Linked DNA regions of Homo sapiens: region 1 is linked to region 2. Evidence: read pairs that join two places in POLR2A ChIA-PET (ENCODE). Cell type or tissue: MCF 10A. All regions are shown on one strand. Each heading gives the region's core, and the rest is flanking DNA. Links, peaks and the distances in the headings are about the cores only.

The links. Peaks named below come from ENCODE experiments on the same cell type or tissue, not always from the same donor. Only the 100,000 strongest peaks of a DNase experiment are listed, where the experiment ranks them.
Region 1: POLR2A ChIA-PET joins it to region 2 with 5 read pairs; 5 of 35 experiments call an interaction of 5 or more read pairs at or near these places.

The regions. Positions count from the first base shown.
Region 1 is chr6:133,588,803-133,593,205 of GRCh38, reverse strand. The region is part of intron 4 of TARID (TCF21 antisense RNA inducing promoter demethylation); the gene reads left to right. Among named protein-coding and RNA genes, the nearest start is that of EYA4-AS2, 130 kb to the right of the region's middle. In MCF 10A, for the core only: no CTCF peak of the experiment used is centred there; a DNase peak (open chromatin) is centred at 2,155.
Region 2 is chr6:133,897,209-133,901,611 of GRCh38, reverse strand. No RefSeq gene overlaps it. Among named protein-coding and RNA genes, the nearest start is that of TCF21, 10 kb to the right of the region's middle. In MCF 10A, for the core only: no CTCF peak of the experiment used is centred there; a DNase peak (open chromatin) is centred at 1,841.

The DNA of each region.
Region 1 (4,403 bases), core at 171-4,170, 310 kb after region 2:
TCAAAGAACATTCCTAGATATTATTATTTGGTGGAAGAAAATTTGAATGTCCTGAAAAATTCCCACACTACTAACAGCTATAGAACCATTAAAGCATAAAGGACTCTCTTAATGACTTTCTGTGGCACTTCAGCGCATGGGGTCTAGGAACACTGTATTACAAATCTCCAATCTACTTCTATTAACAAAGAACCAGATTACCTCTGTTCATAGGCTTGTTAATGACAGCCGGTTTTTTCATTGGCTTACCTGAAGAGATATGCTTTGAAATAAACTTTGGAGAGCTTTATATATTTATGTGGAACTGTTCTCTAAAAAGAGGAAGGCAACACAGAAGTCAATAAGAACTATGAACTGGGAGCCAGGATGCCTGTGTTCTGGTCCATGTCTTGAGCCCATGTAGTGATCCAGGTCCAGGGGTGGCTTGTTCTTTCCACCTCTACTTCTCTCTTTGAAGACTTTTGTGCTTCCCTCATTAATAAAGATGCTTGGCACTTAAAATGTGTAAAATATGTGAAGACTCTTTACATTCTAAAAAGGAGAAACAAAATACTAGGGGGGAAGGGAACCAGAAGATTTTCACATGATTTATATTGTGTTGAAAACAGGGTGAGTAATTTTAAGGAGGATGTCCTTCCTGATGAGAGAACTTAGTAAGGACCTTAGGTTTCAAAGGCAGACTTAGAGGTAACTTAGACAATAGGTCTCATATTGTTTTATAGTTTACCTGTAATATGAGGAAGGACATCATTCTTTAGGGCACTCTGTAGCCTGTAGTACCAACATGAAACTAATGTAAGGAAGAATTTTGGATTATTCATACCAAAGTCTAATTGCAGCCCAAGCAATAATGTTCAGTACATTCTTTCTGTGTGATTATTGCTTTCTGTCTTTTTGTTCTTCAACCTGAGGAATGGCTCCAGTAGAAATGTAATTTTGAAATAGGTCCCGTATTTATGGGCTGCCAGAACATTTTTTTTGAAGTTGTATTTTATAACTTGGGTATTTGAGGAGAAATTATGCACGAATGCCCATCCAGAAAAATTCTCTTTATTACAAAGATTTGAAAACATATTCTGAATTAGAGATTTTCACTGGTTAGAAGAGAATGCTATTTCATCAATTCACTCATAAAGCAATAAGGATATAAAAACAGGAGTTCAGAGCTATAATAATCCTAACTTCTATTCACATGTATTATATCTGAAAAGGGGTCTGATTTTCTTTTTATGCAAACCAAAAGAATATTTAGCCATAATATTTCTTTTTAAATATTAAAATAGTTTGTTATGCAAAACAAAACAATTATGGAAGTCCTAAGTGATGAGATGATTATCTCTTCTTACTATACAAAGGAATCAAACATAATGGAATAAATAAGCAATGTGATGATGAGACTTGTTTTACGATAAATGTAAGACATCACAATCAAACATGAGCCAATGCATAGCCTCCATTTCAAATGAAATGACAGTCTGCTATCTTAAAAGAGCAGTTGGTTCATAAATTGACTATAAAGTGCTTCTTTTAGCTTTTAGTGAACATCCTTTTTTAAAAATGCACCCAGAGATAAGATATTCTCCAATGCTCAAAGTGGTCCTCCGATTACAGTAGAATTTTAGTGTTTACACATCCTAAAGGATTGGAAGAGCATGAGGCAATAGAGAATGCTGGAGTCTCATTCTTGTGACTAATTTTTTTGTAACACATCTCTTTCCATACTTTTAATGGCTAAACCTCTATAGATAGTGGATTAGCCAGAGCTTTTTCAGTGGCAAGTGACATAAACCCAAATGAATTTGAGCTCATGTAACCAAACTATGAAGGGGGTATGGGTGGAACAGAAATGCTCTGACAATTTATCCCAGGTTCTGAATGCTGTCAGCTTATTACCATTCAACACCCCCTCTCCCCACTCTCTCTCTCTCTCTCTTTCTCTCTCATGTTGCAGTCACTATCCTAGACATTGGAATACAATCATGAACAGAGGAGCAATAGAACTCTCCACCCTTATGAGGTAGCATTGTTTCATAAACCTTTAAGCATGAGTTTAGTGTAGTCAGACAGATGGGGAAAGGGCAACACTGGAAGAGGAAGCAGCGTGAACAGTTAACCAAGGGAGGGAAGTGCATGTGATGAAACATGCCAGTAATAGCTAGGGATCAAGTATGGGCATGAAGAGAGAGCTGAAAGCTAAGGTATAGTCGAATGCCAAAGACATTGGGTGCTACAATAACAAGTGAACAACTACGATGTCATTCTGAAGATGAGTCAGCAGAATCTGCAAATATAATAGGTAAAGAAGAGAGAATTGTCCAAAGTGAGTGTAAAGTTTCTAATTCTAGAAACTATGAAGAAGCATACCCCATTGCCTCCACTCACAGACTTTACATATAGCCACGCCAAACTATAATTGTCAGTATGAGTCAGGTTTCTCCAGGTAAACAGAACCAACAGGGTACAAACATATTTGAGAGACAGAAAGGAAGAAAGAGAGAGGAATTTATTATAAGGTACTGGCGTGATTACGGAGATTGAGAAGTCCCAAGTTCTCTAGTTAGCAAGCTGGAAACCCAGGAGAGCCAATGGTGTAAGTGCCAATCTAAAGGCCAGCAGGCTCAAGACCTAAGAGCCAATGTCCCAATTCGAGTCTGAAGGCAGGAAAAGACCAATGTCCCAGATCGAGGAAAAGGAGTTTCCTCCTGCAGAGGATCAGCCTTTTTGTTCTGTTCAGGCCTTCAGCTGATTAGATGGCCACCCACATTAGGGAGGGCAACTGCTTTACCCTCCCTAGAGGGCAATCCATCAATCAAATGCTGACGTGATCTGAAAATACTCTCACAAATACACCTAGATTAATGTTTGACCACATATCTGGGAAACCTGTGGCCCAGAAACTTGACAGATAAAATTAACCATCACAGCTGGGTTCCGGCACATTTTTGAGCCTTTGTTTACGAGAATTCCTTGGTTGGAAATATTTTCTCCACCCTCCTGCCCTTTCTTTACTCTCAATCCTATTAGCCGCCACCTTCGTCTTTGAGAATACCTGCTCATCCTTTAACAATTTGCTCAAATGTCATCTGTGAAGTCTTTTCTGAATTTCTGTGCCCCAGACTCATCATTTTTTAGTTCTCCTAGCACCCTACATTAACTACCAATATAGCAATATCATATTATTTTAATCTCTGGTTTAAACTTCTGTCGTCTTGTACTAAAATGTGATTCCCCCAAAGGTATGGATAATTTTTTCTTTTTACTGTTACATTATTTTATTTCTCCTAGGTATGTGTGTGTGTGTGTGTATATTTATATATATGTATGACTTGAAAAGAGGGACTCACACAGATTATTTGTAAACCAATGTTTGTAGCAGCATTTTTTCACAATAGCCAAAAGGTGAAAACAACCCAAGTGTTCAACAGATAAATAGATAAACAAAATGTGATATATCTATTCAATGCAATATTATTCATCCATAAAAAAGACTGAAGTTTTGATATGTGCTACAACATGAATGAAGCTTAAAAACATTATGCTAACTGAAATAAGCTGACCATAGTTTGTATTTTTTTTTTTTTTTTTTACGACAGAGTCTCTTTCTGTCACCCAGGCTGGAGTGCAGTGGCGTGATCTCAGCTCACTGCAACCTCTGCCTCCTGAGTTCAAGCAATTCTCTTGCCTCAGCCTCCCAAGTAGCTGGGACTACAGGCAGAAGCCACCACGGCCGGCTAATTTTTTGTAGTTTTTGTAGAGAAAGGGTTTTGCTATGTTGGCCAGGCTGGTCTCAAACTCCTGACCTCAGGTGTTCCGCCCACCTTGGCCTCCTAAAATGCTGGGATTACAGACCTGAGCCACTGCTCCCAGCCAACCATGTTTTATTCATTGTTGAATAAAATTCAACAGTGTTGAATTCATTTTATTCAACAATGAATACCTACCACTTAGCATGGCTCCTGGAATATGGGTGGTACATGTATAATGATTTCGTGTATAGATTTGGAGCCAGAGTTCCCGAGTTCAAATCTTAGGAACTTCACGTCCTAGTTATATGATCTGAGCTAGTTATTTAACTCTTATGCCTCATTTTTCTTATTTGAAAAGGGTCAAGAAGAGGTGAAACAAATGTACATATCTTGTAGGGTTATGAGGATTGAATTAATTTGTAAAGAGATTAGAAAAGTATCTGAAGGCCAGGCACAGTGGCTCACGCCTGTAATCCCAGCACTTTGGGAGGCCGAGGCGGGTAGATCACGAGGTCAGGAGATCGAGACCATCCTGGCTAACACGGTGAAACCCCGTCTCTACTAAAAATACAAAAAATTAGCCGGGCGTGGTGGCGGGCGCCTGTAGTCCCAGCTGCTCAGGAGGCTGAGGCAGGAGAATAGCGTGAACCTGGGAGG
Region 2 (4,403 bases), core at 197-4,196:
TGGCCCATTTTCACATTTCTAAAATCAGGATGCATCTTAACATTGGTCTCTTTGTTTCAACAATTTGTATTGTCGGAGCTATAATGGATTCAACTGCAGTTGAAGAATGTCTTTACAAAGATTATGCTCTGATTCCATATTGAAAAAATGTTATTTTATGCATAGAAAGTAATGGAAATAGAGAATCAATGTGTAGTAACAAAGGCATTTGCCATTGGAAGAATATCCATAATTCCATATTTTCTTACAAATTAACATCAAAGTGCTTTTTGGGGCATAAGAAAAAAAGTAAACAATAAGTAGATGATCCTGTGATATTTGGTTACTGAGATACATGCAAAGGATTGCCTAACACAGGCTGTATTAGTTTCCTGTGGCTGCCTTAATAAATTTCCACAAACTTGGTGCCTTCAGCTGACAATAATTTACTCTTCTCTTAGTTCTGGAGGCTGGAAGTTCAATGACAGTTTTGTTGGGTTGAAATCAAGGTGTAGGCGGAGCCATGTTCCCTTGGAGGCTTTAGGGGACAATCTCTTCCTTGCCTCTTCTGGTTTCTGGTGGCTGCTACTCTTCCTTTGTTTGTGGCTGCATCATTTAAATCTCTACTTCTGTCTTCACATCACCATTTTCTCTTCTGTGCATCAAATCCCCCTCTCCCTTTCTCTTATAAGGACACTTGTGATGGCATTTAGGGCCTACCCAAACAACCAAGGATAATCTCTCCATCTCAAAATCGTTAATCATATCTGCAAAGACCCTTCTTCCAATTAAGGTAATATTTACGGTTTCCAGGAATTAGAATCTGATTTCTTTGAGGCCACCATTTAGCCCACTACACAGGCCAAACAATGCAACTAGGGTTAGGGAAACCTCCAAATTTGTAAGAATAAGTAAAAGAAAGCTTGGTGTGACTAATTTATGTTGCTATTTTCATTATGCTCCCTGCCAAAAATATCAAGAAAGAGTCAATATTAAAACTATAGAATGGGTATCAGTTGCTTGGAAGAAAATTACAGAGATAACAGAGAACTCTTCTAAGAAATGTTCTTAATAAACCAGAAGATAAAATTGGGTGGTAAATCACTAGATATTGACCTTTCAAAGTGGAAAATTATTCAGAAGGGCCAAAGAATTTTTTTAAAAAAACTTTTGTGTGGTAGATTAATTATAAAAATAGTTCTAAATTTCCACACGTACACAGTCTACATGTTCTAAGCAAAGTGCATTTGTAGTTTCTCCCATTGAGAGGTAAAATTTATTTCCCTATCTCTTGAATCTGGGATGCCCTTGTGACTGGCTTTAGCCAATAGAACACAGCAGAAGTGGCACTATACCTGTTGTAAACCTAGGTCCAACAGGCCTTATGACTTTCTGTTCCCTCCCTAGTTGCTACAAGAACAAACTAGCCTATGGGATGATTAGAGATGCATGGTTTAGCTGGACCCAGTGGCTCACACCTGTAATCCCAGCACTTTGGGAGGCCAAGCTAGGTGAGTTGCTTGAGGTCGGGAGTTCGAGACCAGCCTGGGCAACATGGTGAAACCCTGTCTCTACTAAAAAAGAAAAAAAGCTGGGTGTGGTGGTATGCACCTGTAGTCCCAGCTACTTGGGAGGCTGAGGTGGGAGGATTGCTTGAGCACAGGAGGTGGAGGTTGCAGTGGGCCAAGATTGTGTCACTACACTCCAGCCTGGGTGACAGAGGCAGACCCTGTCTAAAAAAAAAAAAAAAAAAAATGCATGGTTTGGTTTTCCTCATACCCTAGCCAATAACTGGCCAGCCACCAGGCATGTGAGTGAGGCTGTTCTTGACCAGCTAGCTCCTAGCCAAATAGACAGCCAGCCAAAAATGTATGGGCAAGCCCCAGCAAGAACAGTAGAGCTCAGCTCAGATCAGCAGAGCCTCTTAACTAACTCAGATTCCTGAGTAACAACTAAAGCTTATTGCTTTTAAGCCACTGGGTTTCAGGATGGTTTCTTTTATGACAAAAACTGTTACATAATAAAAAGTCACAAGACTTTCATGACTGGGATTGACTAAATGATTCAGAATGAATTAGGCTCTGAATATAAAATAATTTTTGGAATATTTTAACTAGTTTATTTTGCTTATAATTTCCTTTTATGTATCCTTAATGGCAATATAGGATTAAAATAAAGTTATAAATAAGTCTAAAAGAGATCCTTAAGTAAGTATAAAATACAAATTCTAATTTTAAAAAGGCTTAATGTCATGCTTTTATTGGAAGTATTTCTTTCCTTTGTATGGCTACAGTTTTTAAAATTTCTTTTATTCTGGGACCCTCCTACATTCAAGGTAGTTTCAACAAAATAAAAGAATTCTATACTCAGCTTTCTGCCACTTTTTCACTATATAGCTCTTGGCAATTTATTTTCCATCTCTGAGTTTCAGTTGCCCTATAAAAAAAAGTGAGGATAATAATACCTCTGGGTCAGGGTTGTTTTGAAGATGAAATATGATAGCCTCTATAAATGTGCTTCATGAATGCAAATGGATGAAAAAAATTAAGAAATCTTAGTCTGTGCTGTTATTTCTTAAATGTGCCTTACAATAACATTTTACTGGCTAAAAAGTGCTAGTGATTTCCTCAATAAGATTGTTCTAGTCCATAAAGTAGATCATTTAGGTTATATGAATTTGTTTTGTTGTTATCTCTGCTCCTTCCCCACATCATAGACACAATAAGACCTGAGAACATGACCTTTTTCCAAAAACATGTTGCTCCCCATTGGAGTAGCAGAATAAACCCAGGTGGTCCATATGTAGACACCCCAGGCCTTATGGCATTGTATTATGTTTGTAGCAAACCGATTTGGGATTCTTGTTGCATTCAAAGCCTCCATTGCAAAAAGCTGCCCCAGCCAACAGCCAACCCATCTCCAGCCAACTACAGCTGATGGGATAAGAGGCATACAACTGCCTGGAGAATCTAACCACAGCCTCTAGATGAAGTCAGTAGTGGTCTCTATCTTGAAAATTCAAATTCAAAAGATATGGAGATGTAAGCTTTGGATAGTGGAGTTTGCAACTGAATTCAGTTCTTGCAGAATTGGGGCCATAGTCAGCAACTTAATAAACCAAACCTATGTGAAATCGATAGTTCAGAAGCAGTTGAAAGTGAGCCAGCACAGAAAATTAGGTTGCAGAGGACAAAATGCAGAAGACTGGCAGAGAAAACAGAGACAAGGGCCCAGAGAGCTCCAGCTCCAGAGAGGAGAGAGTTTCACTCCTAACTTTTCAGTTTCCCAGGGGATATTCCCTAATTCCTTGTTACAATTTATTTTCTGCCAGGAGATGTCAGCCAGATTCTCTGGACTATCTTTACAATACCTAATTCCCCTTTTTATTGGAGCTAGTTTGTATGGATTTTTATTACTTGTAACTATATGACCCAGTTAGTTTTAAAAAATTCTCCTGGGTTTAGAGATGTCTTAGATTGCTTTCATTCAAGGGGAATATTATTTGGTGATATAATATAAAATATAGATTTGGTCTCTGTCCCGGTTCTTGGCACAAGAGCTTCTAAGACTCTTGGAATCTCCTGAGTGATAAGAATTTTTTTTTTTTTTTTTTGCATGCTAATGAGATGGCTGGTGGCTGGAATCACTGCATGGTCCATAGACAGCTAAGGTATAGCAACTGGTTGCCTGAGGAACCAGCCTTGTGATTAGAGGGTCAGCATTTTCAGCCCCACTTCACCTCCAGGGAGGGAAAAGGGGCTGGAAATTTGAGTTCAATCCCTTATGGCCAATTGTTTAATCAATCATGACTATGTAATGGGATCTCCACAAAACCCCTAAACAACAAGGCTCAGAGTGCTTTTGGGTTGGTGAACACATCCGCTTACTGGGAGGGTGGGACACTCTGCCTCCATGGGAACAGAAGATCTCATGCTCAGGACCCTTTAAAACCTTGCTCTATATACTTCTTCATCTGGCTATTCATCTGTATCTGTTGCAATATCCTTTATAATAAGCTATTCTTTGTAATAAACTAGTAACTGTAAATAATAAACTAGTTCATCTGTGTCCTTTGTGATATCCTTTATAATAAACTAGTAACTGTAAATAAGTGTTTGTGAGCTGTTATAGCAAATTAGCAAGGAGTTAGCATCAGAATTGAATTGTAGGACACCCAGTTGGTGTCCATAGAGAATTGGAGAATCCATTTGTATGTGGGAAAACTCCACACATTTGGTGTCAGAAGTGTTGTGACTGTACAGAAAGGGAGAGTTTTTCTTTTAGGGAGGAAAAGTATGATTGTTAAGAAAAAAAAAAAAGACTAGGTGCAGTGGCTCAAACCTGTAATCCCAGCACTTTGGGAGGCCGAGCGGGTGGATCACCTGAGGTCAGGAGTTCGAGACCAGCCTGGCCAACATGGTGAA